Regions from separate parts of the Mus musculus genome. Here region 1 is linked to region 2. The links are chromatin loops, found by intact Hi-C in ENCODE. Cell type or tissue: heart. All regions are shown on one strand. Each heading gives the region's core, and the rest is flanking DNA. Links, peaks and the distances in the headings are about the cores only.

The links. Hi-C counts contacts between places; a loop is a spot of excess contacts. Peaks named below come from ENCODE experiments on the same cell type or tissue, not always from the same donor. Only the 100,000 strongest peaks of a DNase experiment are listed, where the experiment ranks them.
Region 1: it touches region 2 in a loop (1.9-fold over the local background); 2 of 42 quality-filtered maps call a loop at or near these places.

The regions. Positions count from the first base shown.
Region 1 is chr19:53,665,891-53,676,313 of GRCm38, reverse strand. Gm46653 (a long non-coding RNA gene) reads left to right here and starts at 543. Exons shown (of 2, transcript XR_001782674.2): 1 at 543-823; 2 at 2,209-3,136. It also overlaps a transcript of Rbm20 not described here. In heart, for the core only: no CTCF peak of the experiment used is centred there; DNase peaks (open chromatin) are centred at 4,663 and 5,543; H3K4me3 peaks cover 3,185 bases; H3K27ac peaks cover 5,189 bases; H3K27me3 peaks cover 1,131 bases.
Region 2 is chr19:53,747,859-53,758,281 of GRCm38, reverse strand. The region is part of intron 1 of Rbm20 (RNA binding motif protein 20); the gene reads right to left. It overlaps Gm30943 (a long non-coding RNA gene), which reads right to left and starts at 4,038. Exons shown (of 2, transcript XR_386793.2): 1 at 3,238-4,038; 2 at 43-426. In heart, for the core only: CTCF peaks have their summits at 5,040 (motif pointing right) and 8,768 (motif pointing left); DNase peaks (open chromatin) are centred at 3,611 and 6,371; H3K4me3 peaks cover 715 bases; H3K27ac peaks cover 2,560 bases.

The DNA.
Region 1 (10,423 bases), core at 965-8,964, 81 kb after region 2:
AGCTGATCCCACAGCCTGAAGTCCTGCCTGCCTGCTTCACACACCAGAAAATTCTAAAGATGTCTCAAAACCTGACAACTGCTTGAACTCTCTGAAAGATACTTTTTGTCCCTCCTGACTCTTGTGTCAATTTCCCCTTGAAACTGCCTACTCTGCCACCCTACCTTAGAGAGCTTCTCTCTCTCTCTCTCTCTCTCTCTCTCTCTCTCTCTCTCTCTCTCTCTCTCTCATTGCCAATTAGAGTTACGATTATTTGTATTAAACATCACACACATCATTCACAATTCACACAAGTCTGACAAACAAACAAACAAACAAACAAACAAAACAGAACGTGTGGCGGCGGGTGGCACATGCCTTTAGTCCCAGCTCTTCACTAGAGAGGCAAAGGCAGGGGGATCTCTGTGAGTTGGAGACCAGCCTAATCTACAGAGCACCAGGACACCCGGGGAGACACAGAGAAAGACTGTCTCGAAAAAAAAAAAAAAAAGCAAAAATCTCTCAAGTAAACATGGCTTACTTGCTGGCCCCTCTCAGAAGCAGAACAGGGTGTCTGAAGACACGGGCAGTTTTCTGTGATCAATTTCTGTCACTAACTTCTCGAGTGTGGCTTCCACATACTCCATCTTACCCAGGCACACATACACACTCCCTTAACCCTGGAGGAAAACACCTAAAACTAACATTGAGACTCTCCCCAAAAAAGACAATGAATGAAGTCTTCCCAGATGTTGCCAGAGAACCGTCTAAAGCGTCTGGAGAGAGCTCTGTAGTCATGAGGCAGATCTGTTTACTGTCTGGACTGCAATGCACCAATGGAAAGGTATCCTCTCTGAGGGTTGGTTAGCAAATGTGACGGAATTAGGAATAATGAGGCCCTGGCTCCAAGTTCGAGGTGGGGGTGTTTCTTGCAGGCAGAAGGGCTGATTTTTACAAGTGGGATTCTACAGTTCAATAGTAGCCAACTTGAACAAGGTATTTTTAAAACTCCGAGGAAACTGAGTGGGTGGAAGGCACACTAGTGCTCTCATTAAAGACTTGGTAACATGAAATTCTATGGAGTTCTCTCCATGGGAATGGGTGGAAAAAGACTGAGGTGTGGGGGTGAGTTTTGAGTGTTCCTCCTGGGACAATACAGAGAGCAAAGGGAGACTGAGAATTCACTGGGCTTTGGAAATTTAAAATAAATAATAAAAGAAAATCTATGGTCCGCAGGCATTTTCCCCCAGAAATCCTATTTGCATGGCTATAACTTAATATTTGTCATTAGCAATGTGGAGGGTAGTGCTCTGGCAGAAACCTTAAGGTACTTGGATCCCCCAGAATGTTGCCTGGGACTGCAGTGAGCAACCATGTCTATTTTCCAAGTCAAACATTACATGCGTTAACCAGTTGGGGATGCAGTTACTTTTCCTCGATTTTTATCTAGGAGTGGCACAACACAGACACACACACACACACACACACACACACACACACATACACACACAGATAATTATCTAGGATCCAAACTGCCCTCCCATCCCCTAAGGGTGTGCTTCTCTAAGCAAATGTGAGAAAGGCTGAGTCACCCACTTCATTTCACAGTGGGGAGTCTGACGAAGGGGAGGGCTGGCAACAGCTCTTTGCTCCTCTCTGCAGGAGCATCCTGTCCCTCCTTGACCCACAAGGATCAGGCAGCGAGGCTTTTGTTGTGCGTGGACATTTCTCGGGAGGCGTGCCTTGCTTATCTTTAGACAGTAACCCCTGAGCTAGCTGGAATGATTGTATTTTACAACCAAGGAAACTGAGTCTCTCAGACAGCTATGAGAATGTTGCTCAAGGCCACCCAGCTTCTGAGGGACAGAGCAAGACCACTGCTAGGCCGGTCCATTTTCAAATCCTATCTGTCACCCTGTGAAGACACTGCCTGGATGATGGGTGTAGAGCTGAGAGCTCACTGCCTGATGAGGTTTCATCCTCCAGGGAATAAAAACCGGCACCTGTACTGTGATTCAATCCGCCACACCCACCTTCTGAGAGCCCTAGATTAGTAGGTGGTATCTAAATTGTAATGGGACCATTTAAAGAAACAAGCAACTTTGTTATTCCAGGGTCAGTCATTCTCAAACTTGCAGTGACACTGGGCCCCTGCCTTGTTTCATAAGCTGAATAATGAATTTACTGGCTTTCAGGCTCTGTGTTCTCATACCTGTTTATTTAATGCAGACAGAGAAGCCTGAAGAACGTGTCCAAGGTCAAGGTCGCTGGGATACTGAACTGCAGAGCTGGGGCTCAGCACCTTTTCTGTAACACTGCATCGCTCTTCTGTAACACTGTATCGCTGTTCTGTATCATTGTAACACTGTCCTCTACTCAAAGGGTCGCCTACCTTTCAGGCTGATGTGATCATTCCTCTGCCGAAGGGATCACTTCAGGTGTGCCGCCCTTCCCGGTGTGTACACCTCTAGATGGTAAAGTTCGGTGCTCTCAGAGCCGGTGAGGCTGGGAGACACAGACCTCCTTCTCTGCTGCAAGGAGAAGCGCAGACTGCTGCAGTTTCTGCATGGGAGCTGGAATTGTCTATTAACATTGCAACAAGGGTGTTGGGGAGGAAGCGGAAGGCACAGGGAAGGGCAGTGAGGAGGTGAGTATGGGCAAGGGGTGAAGATAGACAAGTATGAAAACGCTGTAGTCAAACCCATTGTGTTGTATACTAACTAAAAATATGTATTTTTGGATTTCAACACAGAAAACTGATTTGGCAGTTTCTCTCCTAGGAATATATATATATATCCCCAATCACAGCTGTACTTTCAAGGGAATTGACTAGTATTGTTCATAATAGCAAAAGCTAGACACAGCCAAGTGAGCAGTGGGAAACGGTGTGTAGAAAGAAGGTTCCTGCTCCTGACTGCGCAGCTCTCTACAGGGAGGTCTCTGCCGGCTCAGGAGAGATTTCCTGAAAGAAAGTGCTAGTCTCTCAAGAGAATTATGTCATGACTAAATGTCCTAAATAGAACATCTCTGGGGAAATTATACAAGCAAGTAATTATCAGCGGTGAGCACCTCTACAAATTGGGGCGAGGCAAGAACCTTTTCCTTGTGTGGTCTTTTATATTATTTAAACATTTGGAATAAAATTTACTGAAATGTATACAACTTGAATTTTCACTTTGCAACATTGCTTTTTTAATAGCAGTGAAATTTAACGATTTCACTGTTCAGCCATTAACAAAGTAAAGTCATTAATAAGATGGGTTTTTTTAAATTTATTTTTGTTTTTGTTTTTTGAGACAGGGTTTCTCTGTGTAGCCCTGGCTGTCCTGGAATTCACCCTGTAGACCAGGCTGGCCTTGAACTCAGAAATCTGCCTGCCTCTGCCTCCCAAGTGCTGGGAGTAAAGGTGTGCGCCACCACTGCCCGGCTTACTTATTTTTTTTAATTACATTTTTATTTATTGGTGGGGTGGTGATGCCACAGAGCACCTGTAGAAGCCAGAGGACAACTGTGAGAAGTCAGTATTCTTCCACTGTGTGGATCCCAGGTGACCTGAGTGCAGCAGGTGTGGCTGTAAATATCGTAATCTGCTGATCCATTTTGCCAGTCCAAGGATTTTTTTTTTTTAAGCAAAACAAAAAAGGGATTAACAGGAAAGAAGGAAAGACACTGGAGACTGTATAATACACTAGCAAAGTCATTAAAGACAGTTATAGAAGGAAAGCACAGATTTACCAGTAGTCATGTTCTTGCAATCTGAATCTAGTAGTCCTGTTATTCAGAATACATTTTACACATCTAGACCCAAATGTATTAACTTACCTGGACATTAATAGCAACTGTTACCATTTCTTTTTTTTAATATTTATTTATTTATTATATGTAAGTACACTGTAGCTGTCTTCAGACACACCAGAAAAGGGTGTCAGATCTCATTACAGATGGTTGTGAGCCACCATGTGGTTGCTGGGAATTGAACTCAGGACCTTCGGAAGAGCAGTCAGTGCTCTTCTTAACCACTGAGCCATCTCTCCAGCACCTACCATTTCTTGAATGCTTACCCTCCTTTAATTTTTACAACCACCTTACAAGCTAATGGCTGATTTTGCCGTTGTTTTAAACCCAGATTGGCAAGCACTCTACCAACTGAGCTGTATTTCCAACACAAATCATTTTTGTGCCCATTTTACAGATTAAAACAACAACCACCCAAGGCTTGATAAAGTCCAGCGACTTGGCTAACTGGGAAGGCAGTTCTCTGATCTTCTCAGAGTTGAGCTTTTATCTATTCTGCATAGTGTTCCCTGGTAAAATGGGAGCTAGAGATTTAGTTGGCCTCTCTCTGACTTCAGGGCCTGACCCTCTCTGCTGTCTGTGCCACCTCATCCTTGGCTTGCCTTCTCTCCATACTCCCTGGTTTCTCTTTTCCGGGCTCCCTGAGGTGGGCAGTATCTGCTTTCCAGTCTCTCCTCCCTGCCCTCCTGCAGATGTTTGTAAATGATCAAGAGTTCCATCCGGGTTCACAAAGAATCACCTCTCTGAAAGCAACCCAAAGAAACACACAGGAGAGACTGGCTGAAAGATGCTGTTTAAAAATAATGTGGTTACTCATGGGACTGGATGCGCATTTGAATGTGAAGGAGACAGTTAGCTGAGGTGAGGACATGACCCATGTTAGGCTCTTTTCTGCCCAACAACCCAGAGAACATCTCTCATTGGCTGCAGGAGAGAGCTTCACCTCCATCTCATTGGCCGGGAATTTACCAGCCAGACCCTTTGTCCTCTAAGAAGCCTGTGGAAGGTATTCTGCTGTGGTTAAAGTGGCTGTAGGTTGGGAGTCCAGAAATCTAGGTTCTGAAGTCTTGGGTGGGCACACATCATGTCCCCCCCATGTCCCTGAACAGAAAAGCAGTTACCCCAAACTAGTGACATCAGCATTTCACCTCTTTGTAAAGCATCGTTGTCTCAAGCCATAGGGGTCCAGTGCTTTCTTCTGCCTCTGGTTCAAGGCTTGGCAACAAACCCAAATGCAGGCTGAGTCCAGAGTCACAGAGGCTTAGAGTGGCTGTGTCCAGGCTGGCCTGGACCTGGCTCCCTGCAAAAGCAGGGTTCTGAGGCAAGCCTGGATAAGCCAGCAGACGGTCTCTCATTTACTCTTTAGAAGAAAACTTAGGTGGGATCCTGTTCGGCTTTGTGTTATAAACCAGTCACTACCGAGTCTCTCCTGGGAGGATAAGAATCGAGGTAGGTATGACATGCATGTGGGAGAAATACTAGCTGGTGGCTAATTGCGTGATTTAAGTTCCATAGGGCTCTGCACCCCCTGGGGAGACCCGGCTTCTACACTACATGCTTAATCCCTGGAGAATGTCACTGTCACTCAGAGGCCCCAGCCAAGCAATCAGTGCTTCTTGGAGAGGGGGGATTCCTTTATCCCACCCCTCCCCCAGCGTCCTCCTCTGTCTCCTCTTATCACATGCCTGCCTGTCTGTCTGTCAGGCCAGTTGGTCATCAGAGCATAAACACTTCAGGCTGTGTGCCCACCAGCTCTGGGATCAGGTGACCATTATGGAAGGCTACACCGGAGGCCTGTGCGTGCCAGCGTTTCGCCAGGGACAGTGAGAGCCTGTGACGTGCTGACCTCACAGAGTGGGCACCATTGCAGCTGGCCTGGAGCGAGTGCCGCTCCCTGGTCTGGCCTCTTTGATCATCCCTGGGCCTTCCCACAGGCACAGGAAACCTCCTCTCTCTGCGCGGACCCTGGTCTAGCCAGTTCTTTTGCCTAGTTCTGTTCTTTTGCCTCTCTTAAACCCCCATGTCACTTTCTAAGACAGAAACAGAGCCAGTTGCTGTAACTCCAGCCTTCAGGAGGCAGAGGCAGGGGAATTAGGAATCCAAAGTCATTCTTGGCTACTCAGGGAGTTTGAGGCAAACATGGGTCACATGAGACCCCATGTCAGGAAAATGATAAGAACACAGTGGGGTTACTATAAGAGTTAAATGAAAAAACAGGCCAATGCCGTCCAGCTTCTGGTAGGACTTGCTAAGCCACTGTGGGTTGGCTTCGCCTGAGAGAAGGTTGGTAATCGCCATGCAATCTTTCTCTGGGCCAGTATGTCACCACCCTCTGCATGTACAAGTCCTGGGTGAAACGATGTCATCACAGAAACAAGCAAAAGAGTGATGGGGGCACTGTCAGAGGGACTGAAGAATTCACAGAGCTTGGGGCCTGCTTCTGCTCCTTGCTATCTAGCTACCAACAGCATCTTACCCAGACTCTCAGTACTTCTCGGCTTTCCTCCGGCGCTGTGGCTCAGGATCACCTCACAGTGCACGTGGCTGTGGTAATGATGTTCTGTTTGCTCGCACATCATCCTGCAGCCAGCAAGGCCACAGCAGGAGAGCAAAGGGTGAAACTCTGGGGTCCCCTTTGCTTTCGGGGTGGGGGACAACTCAGAGCAGGGAGCTCCTACTTCCAGGGCTGTTTCCTTGAGAAATTTTATTTCAGGTGGCGCATGCCTTTGACCCCAGCACTCAGGGAACAGAGGCAGGTGTTATCTCTGTGAGTTCAAATGAAACTCAACTAAAACCCAGGAGAGGATCTGGAATATTGCTTCATTGCTAGAATGCTTGCCTAGCAGACACAGATCGCTGGTTTGTTCCTCGGTACCACATGCCTGCAATGCCAGCACTCGGGAGGTAGAGGCAGGAGAATCATGAGTTCAAGGTCATCCTGGAGAGTTTGAAGTTGCCTGGGTCAATAGGAACTGAACCGGGTCCTCCCAAAAGCCATGACGAAGACCTGACCCCCTGCTACACCAAGCTAGGTTTGGGAAATAGTCTTTGCAGGTGTAATCAAGATAGGGGTGCGTGTGAAGGCAATGCCTAATCCAACGCGATGGGTTTCTTAAAGACAGGGGGGTTGTGACACAGATGCAGAGGGGAGAGAGAGAGAGAGAGAGAGAGAGAGAGAGAGAGAGAGAGAGAGAGAGAGAGAGAGCGTGCAATGCATGAGTGGTCCTCAGACTGAGTTCTCTGGTTTCTGGAATGTTCTGCCTCTTGAACCAGGTGGGGTGGTTCTGTGGATACACTTACTTTGGGGAGGTCAATCCGGCTGTGCATACACACACACACACACACACACACACACACACACGCCATGTGTCTGCATGTATTTTTACCCTTCAGTGAGCACTTCTTTAAAAAATAAGAGAAAGAAGAGGTACACTAACTCTCACATGGTCTAGCCCAGTAGTGAAACCACAGTCCTTCCTCATGTCTCAATCTTTCCTATTCGTCTGTAGCCTTGGACACATTCCCCCCCACCTTCCCACTCCTGGGGGCCTACTGCCCACAAACGCATTCTGAGAAGGCTGGCTTTCATAATAACGTGATGTACCTACAACGTACCCAGCATCAGCTGTCAAGACTCAAGCTCCCAAGCATGAGCTATGAAGATCATTACTGAAGCAAGAATCTTCTATACCCACCAGGCGGTGGTGGCACACGCCTTTAATCCCAGAACTTGGGAGGCAGAGGCAGGCAGATTTCTGAGTTCGAGGCCAGCCTGGTTTAAAGAGTGAATTCCAGGACAGCCAGGGCCATACAGAGAAACCCTGTCTCGAAAAACAAAACAAAAGAAAAAAGAATGTCTTATACCCTGAGTACTCAGAGCTTTATTTCTCGTTTGAAACAGGGTCTCACGAAGGCTAAGCTTTCCAGAACTTGCTACACAGCCGAGAACAGTCTTGAACCTCTCCCCGTCCAGATCCCCCGCCTCTACCTCTCAAGCAAGCGCTCTACCACTCATCTATGTCACCAACATTTTTAAATTTTGAGACAGTGTCTCACTTAAGTGGCCCTAGCTGGTCTTAAACTTGTCCTCCTGCCTCCTGGGACCACTTAAGTAGGATATCCACCAATAATCATTTTAATATTCATTTTTTTTAGTTATCATTTAATATTCATTATGAATGGTTTTTTAATTATAGCAATCTATGTTCATTTTTTCTTTTTCTTTAAAATAATTTACTTAATTTTATTTTATGTGTATTGGTGTGAGGGCATCCAGATCCGCTGGGACTGGAGTTACAGCTGTGAGCTGCTATTTGAATGCTGGGAATTGAACCTGAGTCCTCCGGAAGAGCAGCCAGTGCTCTTAACCGCTGAGCCATCTCTCCAGCCCCCAGTTCATTTCAGCATTCAGGAGGCTAAGGCAAGAGGACTCCAAAGTCAAAGAGAACCTGGCCATGTATGGTAAGACCCGATCTAAAATTTAAAGAGCCAACACTAAAGAAAAGCCTAACCCCCATTCCTCTTTTTCTCACTCTTGCCAATGTACACATATTTCTCTTTTCACTAAAAGGTTTAAAAGAATCATGTGTCTTTTCCCAGTAAACTCTTCTTTTGCCCCTTTAAAACCATTTTAGACCCCTCCACCCCCAATTTTAAGAGTTCCTTGTATATTAGGGAGGGCAGGACTTTACACCTGATATTAATGTCTTGATCTTCTTTTGACTGTGCTGGTTTGTGTCTTATACATCCATTTTCATTTACTTTTATGTAGTGAAATTTACCAGTTTTTCAATATTGTTGAATTTGAGTCTTAACAGAGATAAAGTTCCCCACATTAAAACTATACACACACACACAGACACACACATATATATATAATTCTCATACCCCCTTTGAGTGCCAGTGACTTTATTTTCATGAGATGCCTGTCTGTCTGCAGATATTCCAGCATGCAGTATGAGGCATGGACCCAGTTTTATCCTTCTACAAATGGCTGTCCAGTTGTCCCCATGGCACTTTCGACGGGATCAGCTTTTCTTTCGACATTTCAGATGTCCTGCTTACTAATTTCCATGTGCACTTAAGTCTAATTCTGGACATTCCAGTTTATTTTAATAAACTCCTCATTTACCAGTTTTAATTATAAACTCTTATAGCATGATTATTGTCTGAAAAATCCTCTCTTCACCAAGCTTTTTTAGGAAATATATGTATATGTGCCTATGCATGTATATGTATGTATGTATATATGTATACATTTATTTTTTTTCATATCAGGTCCAGAAACAACTTCTCTAGAAAAAAAAAGTGTCACTTTTCTTAGGATCCCACTAAATAAAATCTATAATAAATCAAATACCATCTTGGGGAAATTAACTTTTATGGTGTTGAGCTGTCCCATCCAAAGCAAAGGGTGTCATTTGTTCTTCTGGTTTATTTTACATCCTTTGAGGGTGTCTTAAAGCTTTCCTCAGAGAGATTTTCATGACTTCAGTGGCGGCGAGTGAAACACTTGGCATCCCAGCAGATCAAAGCAGACGTTTTATTACAGAAAGAGCTGATACCGAGGGGGGAGGGCAGAGCCCAGCAAATCACCATGCTGCCGCCAGCTGCCACCCCAGTCCAGAGGGACGAGAGACCCGCAGCTGGGCAGACAACCTGCCAAGGCAGAAAGCAACACCTCTCCTGAGAGCAGACAGGATCCCACAGCTCTGGGGCCACTGGGGCCCTAGAGCTCCCAGCTGGGGGCCACTGGTGCCACCAAACTTGCCTATTACACACTTCTTTGTGTGTGCATGTGCTTGCCCGTGCCACCTGTGTGCCTGTGTTTATGTGTTGGATGTGTCTGTGTGTTTGTGTGTACGGAGGCCTGAGGCTGATATCTGGTGCCGTCCCTCTCATTCTCTGCCTTATGTTTTGGACCTACCATCTTTCAATCAAACCCAGACTTCTGTGTGGCTACATAGATCCCCACTTTGAGGAGGGCAGTCTTTCCACCTCAACCAAGCCAACTTCGACGCCCGGAGAGACCTGCCCACAGGCGTCTCTCCTAGGTGACTGGGGATCCTGACAAGCTGACAACCAGCCTCAATCATGGCCGCCAGGAAGAAAGCAAAGCAAACGAATTCAGGCTTACAGTTAGTTTGTTGGCTTTTATTCCTGCCTAGTTATATCTATTGTTAAATGTTCAAGCCATGGCAGAGTATTTTATTGTAAGCAACCTAAAGTTCTTTATTTCCAAGGGTTACTCAGGTGTGAGAGTGCATTTTTGTAATCCAAGAACTCAGGATGTGGAGACAAGAAAAGCTAGAGTTCAAAGCCAGATTCAGCTGCATATCAAGTTCAAGACCAGCCCAGGCTATGTGGGACCATGACTCAAAAGACTGCTCTTTTATATTCAATGTGTAAGGGAATATATATATATAACATGGCAACTCCTCCCAAGTATCTCTGGGTAAAGAACAGTGTGCTTGGCATGGGGACATGTAATCTCTGCACTTGGGAGGCGGGATCAGGAGTTCAGGGCCAGTGTAGAATATATAAGATCCCATCTCACAATAATAACAGTAATTATAAATTTTCTGGCTCATGAAAAAAAATGCTTAATCAACAAGAACATCACCTCTAACACAATCATCACCACCACCAC
Region 2 (10,423 bases), core at 1,636-9,635:
AACACTACTCTACGGTACTATAAAATTCAAATAAATCAGGGAAACGTTCCAAGTCAGCATATTTATTACATTGAAAAACAAAAAACAAAAAACTCATAGCAGAGTGTCACTTATAAGACCCTCATCTCATTCAAAGGGGGAAAGAGATGCTGTTTCTACAAGAAAACCCAAAAAGGAAGAAATGCTTCTGGGGAGTGTGGTTTAGCAAACATCCCCGAGTGGGCTATATCTAGGAAAAAGTCATTTGTGATTAAATATGACACCCACACACAGCAGTCAGCTCTAGCCACGTGTCACATGCTGTCCCTGATTGCCTTGCATTGGCAGCAACCACCTCTAAAGGGAAAGCAAAGAGGCTGCGTGAGCGGTTTCCAGGCATTCTTCAGAGTCATCACACGATGTCAAAGGCACTGGAGAGTGTTGTCACTGAAGTGGGAAGAATATAAAAAAGAGCAAAGTCAGTGTTTCCGGAGCTAAACAGAATCTGCAGAAACAATCTCCAGGGATCCTGACGGAAGGAAACACCTTAAACAAGACTCATGACGCCGAAAGGATACCCCAGCAAGGACAGTTCTATTCACAGCAACCACAAATCACTGCGTTTGCCTCTTCTTTGTGTGCAGAGTTCATTTGTCCTGCCAGGTTAGATGTCCGGGTGCCACGTGAGCCATCCTGCTGGCCACCACCCGGCTCTGCGCTCTGCTTCTCCTCATAACCTTCCTCAGCACACATTTCACAGGCAGCGAGGAGAAGACGGGCCACTCACGCCAAATGCTCTGCTCTCCAAGGATGGAAAGAGGTCCCAAGAAGATCTTTCTCTTTGTGTAAAACCCATTTTCTGAAAACATGGTTGCATCCACAGTGACAGGTGTCACTTTCCGCACCCTGCAGTGCCCCATCTTGCTGTACTTATAAGGGAGTGAAGAGCTTAAGAGGGACGTAAGACAGGAAGGGGGCAGAGTCTTGACAGGACTGGACTTCCCAACAGGAATTTGCCCTACAAAATTGGTTTTTAGCTGTGCATGGTCAGCCGCACCTTTGATCTCATCACGTAGATCTCTGTGAGTTTGAGGTTACTCCAAACAGTGACTTCAAGGCTAACAGGGATACCCAGTGAGCCTTGTCTCAAACAGAGAAAAGACTTAATTTTAATAAAGAAAATATTATTAAGACTAAAGACATGTTTCTGTGCGTGTTTCTGATACGTTAGTAACTGCATCTCATGACTGCGTGCAGACCCCAGCCTGCTGTCTGGGAATGTTCTGAATTCCCTGGGCCCACCTATGGGAAATTGGTCTTGTTGCTGTTGAGGTTTCTGACGTCCACCACGGTCAATAGTTTACAGTGAGATCCTCTGACTTCTAAACTCTGAAGAAAGACTTCTCATTTTTGATTGGCTTCATCTTTTCAGGTCAAGAAAGTGTCTACTTTGCCTCAGAATGCCCACCCTTAAGTAACCTGCAAGGTTAGACTTCATGTGTTAGCAACTCCATGCAGCCTAGCTGTCTTTTGTAGTGGCCTGAGTGTGAAATGTCCCCCACAGGCTTGTGTGTAGAAATATTTGGAGCCTGTAGATGGCGCTGTTTTAAGTGAGTCATGAGGGGAAGTTCGTGAGTTTTGCAGGCTGGACCCCACTTCCTAGATGCATTCTACTTCCTACTTATCTTTGCTCTATTCCCAGATGTCTGTCCCCCTGTCCTGCAGGAGTCTTTAGGACTTGATGGGAGCAGAGGAGAGGCAGAAATGGCCGGGAAAAAAAAAAAACCCAGTGCCAGGAACTGAAGTTAGAGAGAGCGAGTCCTTGCAGGAAGGGTCTTGGAGAGTAACCCAGATAGCTGGGTAAACTGTATAGACAATTAATTACCTGACAGCTACTTTAAAAACTTTTGTGATATCACAAATATTCTCTCTATATTCAAGATTCCTCCTCTTTCTGGTCTTCCTAAATACATAATAAAGTGCTTGGGGAAGTTAGTGGAGGTGAGTTGTAGCATCACCCTAGGGAACGGGTGTCATTGGTAGGGTAAGACCCCTCATCTCATGGTGCTATGAGCCTGTACTTTGTATACTTCATTCTGATAGTCATCCTACTGACAGGTGAATGGAGAGGGGAAATCTGCCCCAAGTCACACAGCCTGGATGTGGTGGTGAACCAGATCTCACCAGAGACCATGCCCAGCTATTTCAAAGATGGCTGGACACATCAACAGAGTGACACTCGGGCCTGCAGCTGACAGAAAGACATCCAGGAACACACTCTTATCCCTAGAGTCAGCCCTGAGACTTGGTGACTTAGAAAGTGTCCTGCAGGGTAACCTGTAAATTTGGAAGGTGACACCCATCTGCCCTCCTCATGGTTCACAAGCACACGTGAACCCGACAGGTTTAAAGCGGTGCACATCCTGCTGTCGGGTTCAAATAGGCAAGAGACTGACACGCTCATAACACAGTTTAAGAGAAGAAAGAAGGAAAGCTCTCCTTGACCCAAGAGTATAAAACTGAGCATGCTCAGAAGTCCTCTGAAGTCTACCAGGCCTAGGCTGAGACACCCTCCCTATCCAGGAAAGAATTAATGTCACCCAAAGACAGGCCTGGCCTTTGCCCTCTTTAGCTCTGAAAGGTGATCTTTAAGCCTATGCATTGCCCCACACTGGGACACAGCAGGAATTCTGCTGTGCTTTACGGGACAGCCATGAGCTACACAGTGCCACCTTGAACCTGGGAGAGGCTGGAGAGTAAACTCAGTCTCAGGGACGCCAACCATGTGAGCCAGGGACGCCAACCATGTGAGCCAGGAACACCCTATATATGTGGTCGCTCATAGTAGCCAGACATCAGCACTTGATGTGGGTTCACGACAAAGGCCAGCTGCAAGCTTTATGCACAGAACTGTCCAGAATTTGGCCTGGCATCCTGTCCCTTGCCTCTGCTGAAGCTGTTCCCTTTCACTGTGACGGATTGCAGTTTCGAAGACAACAGTTTCCTCCGATAGGGTCTGAAAGTCTAACTGGTGAGTTACAGAGTGAGGCTCTGTGAACTCTTACCTCTCAGTTTGGGTGGGAAGGTGATCTTGGGACCCCTGACTTTGTAGTCCCTCCTCATATCATTTGATCCTCATGTAAACCTCACAGACAAGGATTATGAGTGGTGGCAGAGGCCATCCCTTGGCCATTATTCGCACCCAGCAGGTAGGAGAAAAGGACTTAGGTCCCAGACTGCAGCATCATTCACACTCACCTGGGTACTCGGTGGTCCTGCCTCCATCTGCCTGCTCCATCTTAGTCTTCCCCTGAGTAACAGAGGGTGAGGAGAGGACCCTGCTCCATGCTGGCCAAGGCAGGGGAGGACGGGGAGTCTTAGTGCTTTAACTGAGAGAACGTACAATGGGGTTAAGTGGCATTTTTAGCCCTGAGACAGGCCACATAACACAGATTCCCTCACAGCAGTTCTGAAACCCAAACCTCAGCCCTTTCTTGGTCAGAGCAGAAGCAGCCATGGAGAGCATGAGGCGGGATGGCAGTGATGCAATGCCTCCTGGGACAGGACATTCCATCAAGAGGCCCCTGGGGAGAGGGGGAGGATTCATGGGGGCAGGGGTAAGGGCAGAGAGGGAGCAGATAGGGCAGCCAACACACATCTGTCCTTAAAACAGGGTGTCTGTCTGTCTGCACCTGCCAGGATGGGGGGTGGGGTGGGGCAGGAAGGAGGCTGCACACACAGCAGATTCCGTCCTAGCACAGGGACCAAGCTGTGGCTGTCAATCCTGCCGCCCGTCTCCGGAAACCTGGCACGGCCAAAGTCCTCAGCCTCCTACACACACACACACACACACACACACACACACACACACACACACACACGTGCATGCGCCACCCCAGCGCTGTGCCGTTAAATTAGTTTTACAAGAGTAGAAGAGTTAAGACTGTCCCCTCCCCTGCACCCAGCTCTGTAGATTCTGAACCCCTCAATACAAGGCCAAGCAAGATAGCATGCTTAACAGGACAGGTTTATCTGCCTTGCTTTATATTAAGAATCTTTTTTTAAGATTTATTTATTTTATGCATGAGTACACTGTCTAGTCACTGTCTTCAGACACACCAGAGAGGGCATCAGATCCTGTTACAGATGGTTGTGAGCCACTGTGTGGTTCCTGGGAATTGAACTCAGGACCTTTGGAAGAACAGTCAGTGCTCTTAACAGCTGAGCCATCACTCCAGCCCATATTAAAAACTTTTTAAAGTCTACTTTTATGCAACTGGGTTTTTTGTTTTTGTTTTTGTTTTGTTTTGTTTTGTTTTCATTTTCTCAAGAAGAAAAACATGGTCATTGTTTTTTGGGTGACTTTTCTGTTCTTAGAGAGCTTGGATCTAAACAATGTGTGGCTACAATGGTCATGGAGTAAATGAGTCTTTAAATTGGCATCTGATCACTAGGTATAGGATACAGTGTGAAATCTCTATGTGTGTATACACTGTAACAATTAAGTCTGAGCAGTTTTTCTAACACTTCAACTATTTATCATCTCTTTGAGTTGGAAAACATCAAGCTCTCGTGGTTGCTTTGAAATACACAGTGAATTCTAGTTAAAGGTAGCCGTCTTAATACACTCTAGAATATCACAACCTACCTCCTATCTAGCTGGATTTTAGGTACCTGCTATCTGCCCCTTTTTGTCTCTCTCATCTCTGCTGCACCTCTAGTGGCCAGAATTCTGCTTTCACGTTTTATGAGATCAGCTTTCTAGCTCCCACCTCTCAAGAGAGCTTGTGCAAAGCTCATCTCACTGAGCCTGGCTAGTTAACCTCGTGTCCTCCAAGCTTATCTGAACCTCCACAAACAACAGGGCTTCATTCGTTTCTATGGCCGCATCAACACCATGCCTTAGTGCTTATTAATCAACTGATGGACACCGGGATATTTCTAAAGAAAGGGGTTCTTAATACAGAAATAACTGAGAAATGTAATATTCTTTTGTACGATTGTGTTTTGCCTTCATGAATGTATGGATGGCATGTACATGCAGTGCCCAAGGAGACCAGAAGAGGGCGTCAGATGCCCTGGAACTGGAGTTACAGACAGTTGTGAGCGCTCACGTGGGTGCTGGATAACATAGTCCAGCGCCTCTCTCAACCCTCCTCAGAGAAGCTGCTTCTTGCAGTAGATGACGATTAACAAAACCCACAATTGGTCACCAAGGAATGAAAGACTGGAGTGCTCAGCTTTAAATGGGAAGTCTGTGTCACAGCAGCTACCTTAGGGTTGCAGGTATCCCAACCCACTTATTCTAAGGCTCAGGGACCCTCAGGGAGGAGGAAAGGAAAGAGTGTACGAGCCAGAGACAGCAATGATGCTGGACAAACAGGGCAGTTGCACATAGGAAGAGGGATTGCAACAATGTATTTATATGGACAAAATGTAGCAGATGCGGGAGGTAGGCAATTCGCTCCACCTCAGGCTGAGAAGCTGTCGCTGGGAGAGGAGAATCAGTTTTCTTTAAGGGTGTGGCATCTGGTAGGGCCACCTAAGAGAGAGACAAAGGGTGAGGGGAGGGAGAGACAACATCAAGTTGTGTGGGTATGAAAAGGGGGTGGATCTGGGAGGAGTATGGGAAGGAGTGATTATCAGAATATATTATAGGAAATTCTCATAGAATTGATAAAAATATTTTTTAACCCTTCAGGAAATAAGCTCTGAAAACAGTATTACAAATTGATAGTTGGTTTTCAGCATGTTCTTAAAAACCAAGGGATTGACACTGTGAAATCACATAGGTACACAGTCCAGAGGAATTCTGAGGTATAAATCTAAAACTTTTATCAGCATCTGAAAGAGATTTCTGACCCAACACTTTAGGGCCGCTGACCTGTTTAGACCTGGCAAATTCATGGTATTGTTGACTAGAAAGATTTCTGGAATTGCATGGAATCAGAGAGGTTAGCCTGCTGGGACAGACAGGCGGTGATAGCCCGAGTTTACTTGGGGACTGCTGCGTTGTCAGCGGGAACATTTATCACAGTCCAGCCTGCTTGGTGGTCCGCACGAGTAGTCCTACCCACAGAATTTAAACTTCTTTGGGGCAGACTAGGCCTCATGCTGGAACCACACACACATGCTAGGCACACCATCAGGGTCTGAGAAGTCATGTTCCCCAGGAAGGGTGCAGCCACGCACAGGCAAGGCTGCAGGTGCTGCCTAGGGAAATGTGGTATACTTCGGTGGGTGCTTGACAAATCCTTCTCGGTGATAATGATGATCCCGCCTTCTTTGCCTGCTATTCTCACTCCTCAGATGATTCACACGAAGCAAAAATATCTGCTTTGGCTACAAAGAAAGAATGTACCCTCTGTGAGTCTGGAGGTGCCAGCCTGCTGGCGAGACAATGTGACCCAGCACACCCAAGGCTGCAGGGGCATCGCTGGGCAGTTTTGAGTGGCAGTTCTGGTCTCAGAAGCCAACAGTTCCATAGGACAGCGAGCAGTTTGAGGCCCAACCCCTTTCTCTCCACTCGCAATCCTAAAGTGATTTAGTGTGTTAGGATTCCTCAGAAACGGAACAGATCCACAAGGCGGTGAGCCCTCGCGCTTGAAGACGCTCAGGTTTTAAAGGCGAGGCCTCTGCAGGCAGCTGCAGCTCCCTCTTCAACCAGGAAGAGACAATTCCTCCACGAGGGCTTTTTGCTTACAGTTTCCAGCCCTTGGCAGCTTCACCCGGAGCAGCTGCAGCCTGTTAGAGCAGGTCTTTCCGCGTTAGGCTGGACAGTGATTCGGGAACTATCACTCATCTGAAGCCCTAGCCCCAGGGTTTGACCACTGACCCAGAGACAGCAGCAAATGAAATTCGTTGGTCTGTTTTCCCGGGTTGTTGATAAGAAGTCAGTAGACCTGGTTTCATCTCCCACTGTGTAACTTTGGTCTAGAAGTGGAAACTCGAATCTCCTTTTCCACAGCAGTTTTGTCTTTATAGTTTTTGGGTTTTTTGTTTTTGTTTTTGTTTTTGTTTTTGGTCGTAGTCATCTTCTTTCTTCTTCCTCCTTTCTCCTTCCTCTTCTTCTTCTTCTACGGCTGCTGCTTCTTCTCTTCCTCCTTTTCCTTCTCCTTTTCCTCTCTTTCTTCCTTCCCTTATTTAATTTACTACTTCCTTTTCCTCTTCTTCTTCCTCCTCTTCTTCCTTTCTTTTTCTCCCCCCTCCCCCCGTACATGTTTGTGATGAATTTGGTCATTTTTAACCTCGTCCACCTATGAACTCTCTCACCCCCCTTTCCTTCCACATACCTCCTTTTTCCCAGCAAGCCCCCATTCTGCATGTGTGTGTGTGTGAGACAGACAGAGACAGAGAGTGTATGTGTGTAGTATGTGGTATGTGTGTGGGGTGTATGTGTGGTATATGTTAGGTGTGGTGGGGGAGTACGAGTGTGTGTGTGTGTTTTGTGGTGTGTGTGTGTCCCACTGAATTTAATTAGGGTTGCTGCTTGTATGAGCATGGGTAGAGATTTTTTTACTGAATCATGAGTGAGTTCTCAGAGGCTACAACCGTAAAGGAAACGATACCCTCCCGGAACCATAACTGTCAACAGACCCTTGGGAGAGGGTGATGCGCATGCACTCGCTCCTCCCACACATGGTAAAATGTCGGCAGGCGCTGCAAAGTTATCTTAGTACAGTAGAGTCTGTGAAGAATCTGGCACATACATACGGGGTATAAATTAACGGAACTTGTATTATGTAGACCTGGGAAGGCAGGGGGGCCTGCAGTCAAAGCAAAACTCAGTCAGGGCTGAGCATGATCATAAGAACTGAGCAACGTGCTGTCTGCCACCTTCAGAAAGGGAAACAAACTCCTTTGGAAGCTTGCGTGGTGCCTTCTGGTACCACAAAAGCTAGTCCTCAGGGGAGGTTTTGGGGTAGATGGAGCTCAGGTCCTCTGGACCCTGGGTCCAGAGTGTATGGTGTTTTAGGACCTGATGGTCAGCCCTGAAGTTACATACACACAAGAAACACAGGAGCTGAGCAGGCTGTGTGCATATAATCGCAAAAATTAAAGAAGCCGTGGGGGTAAACCGAGGGTTTGGAGGGGAGGAAAGGAGAAATTACTTAATTATAATCTCAAAAAAAAAGGTTAATTTAAAACTTAAAAAGGATCTTAAAAGGTTAATGGTGTATGACCAACAGCCCAGTGAAGGTGGTCATAACAACACGGTACCCATGCGCTGCTTTTCTGGGTTTCTGTGAGCTGGTGACATGGCCCAGAGCGTGCCTGCTCCTAACGCCCCTTTGTCATTAGTACTAGAGTCATCGTTAGCACTACTGCTTCAGGGTTACCGGGGATGCAATGGAAAGACACAAGAAAGTTTTAAACTAATTAACTTCCAAGACTGCACATGGTAGAGAAAATCAACATTAGCTTATATGTAGTGTTAAAACATATTGAAGAAAGAACAATCACATGTGCTTTGTTTTGCAGTGTTTTGGGCCCTAGCTCAGTGCCTAAGAGTGCTGGCTGCTCTTCCAGAGGACCCACACACACCTTTTTAAATCTTTTTATTTTAATTGAAATGAGCATTTATCTTGAATCTATTAAATAATTAATTTTTCCATTAGTTTATTTATTCTCTTTACATCCTGTTCACAGCCTCCCCTGAGTCCCCGCCTCACATGACCCCTCCTCCCACAGAGGACCCTTGTTTGATACCCAGGACCTAAATGGTGGCTTACAACCATTCGCCACCCCAGTCCCAGAGGCTCTATCTCCCTCTTCTGGCCTCAATGGGCACCACACGCACGTGGTGCACAGACACACAGACAGACAAAACACTCCTACACATAAAAATAACGGTATTCTTAAGACTAAATTCACCTTAGAACACTGGAGTTCCTTGGGTGGTGCTATAATGGTGGATACGCAGCACTATGCATTTGTCAAGCTCACAGAATGAACACCGCCAACTGCGGATACTGGTGATAAATAAATGTGGCTGTAGGTTCATCCTCTGTAGGGATTAACCAGGGCAGTGGGGGATATGGAAAAATCTGCATCCTTCCAGCTTGATTTTGCTACAGACCTAAAACTGTTCCAAACATATCGCCACTAATTTACAAAACGCCCGTCCTTATGCCGGAAATACATTAATCAGGTCACAGCGTCTCACTTGACAGCCATAAGCAGACACTGGTGAAAATCTCCACAGTGGTGATGATGTCACTGAAAGAAAGTTATACAAGCAACTTAGCTATTCTCAATTATATCCCTCACACATGCAAAAAAAAAAAAAAAAAAAGTAAAATTCAGAGAAAAGATGAGGGTCAGAGGTCGGGGGAAGGCAGATGTCCAAGAGGGGAGGGCAGGTGCCCAAGTTGGGGAGGGCAGGTGCCCAAGTGGGGGAGGGCAGGTGCCCAAGGGAGGAGGACAGGTGCCCAAGGGGGGAGGGCAGGTGCCCAAGGGGGGAGGGCAGGTGCCCAAGGAGTAAGTATCCCCCAAGCAGAAGGAAAGATAAAGCCCCACACATGCCAGTCTTCCTCCTTCCAGCACCTGAGGACTGGAAGTCACTTCCTCATGAATGCTCTGTGCTCTGGGCTGTAGGTAAAGTGAAGAGGAAGCTCCGTAATAAATCGCCTTCACCTGCCACCCTGCCTATTTTTAGGGCTCCATTTTACAGCGTGGTGAAATGAGCCTGTGGATGTCAGCGTGCCAGGCGTCATTAAGACGTTTCTTGAGAAGTGGGGAGACGCTTTCCCAAGCAAAACTGAAGTCACAAGCCGCAGGTTGTTTTCCAAGATGACACCCATTAAGAAGCTGCTGAAGAGCTCCCTGAGGCCCTTTGGTCATGTGACAAGGCACAGTCTGAGCAGTGCTGATTTACAGCTGGCGTGGTAATGCCTGGGCGGACTCTATCTGGGCCCCAGAAAGGAACAGTATGGAAAACAGACACTCAAATCACCCACTCTGTAGCGGACCCACAGAAAAGTCACAGAGATTTCAATGGCAAGCTGGGTCCATATCAAAAAAACCCAGGGTCGGCACTTGCGTATTCCTTCACACATGGGCCAGGGGCTTCTGTGTGTTGGACATTGCTGTGTGTGCTGGAGGCTCTTCAGCAGCGATCAAAGAGGGCGCTTTAGTTTTTCCATTCAAGTCACATCTCAGTTTAGGAAGACAAAAAGAAAAAAGGGTGTGTCAGAGAAAAACTGAAGAGGAAAAAGAGAACAGAGGCTGAGGGAAACTAAGAAGGATGACCCAGGGACCCAGGGCTAGAGAAGACCTCTGCATGAGGGCGGGTCAGAGGGCTATATGAAGCTCCTTTGAGGAGAAGGGCACCCCAGACAGCAGCAACCCCCCCAACCATGTTCTTGAGAAAGAGCGGGTACCCGGGTACCCAGTGGGAAGAGAAAGGAAGTAAAGGAAGAGGAGGAGGAGGAGGCCATGGGGC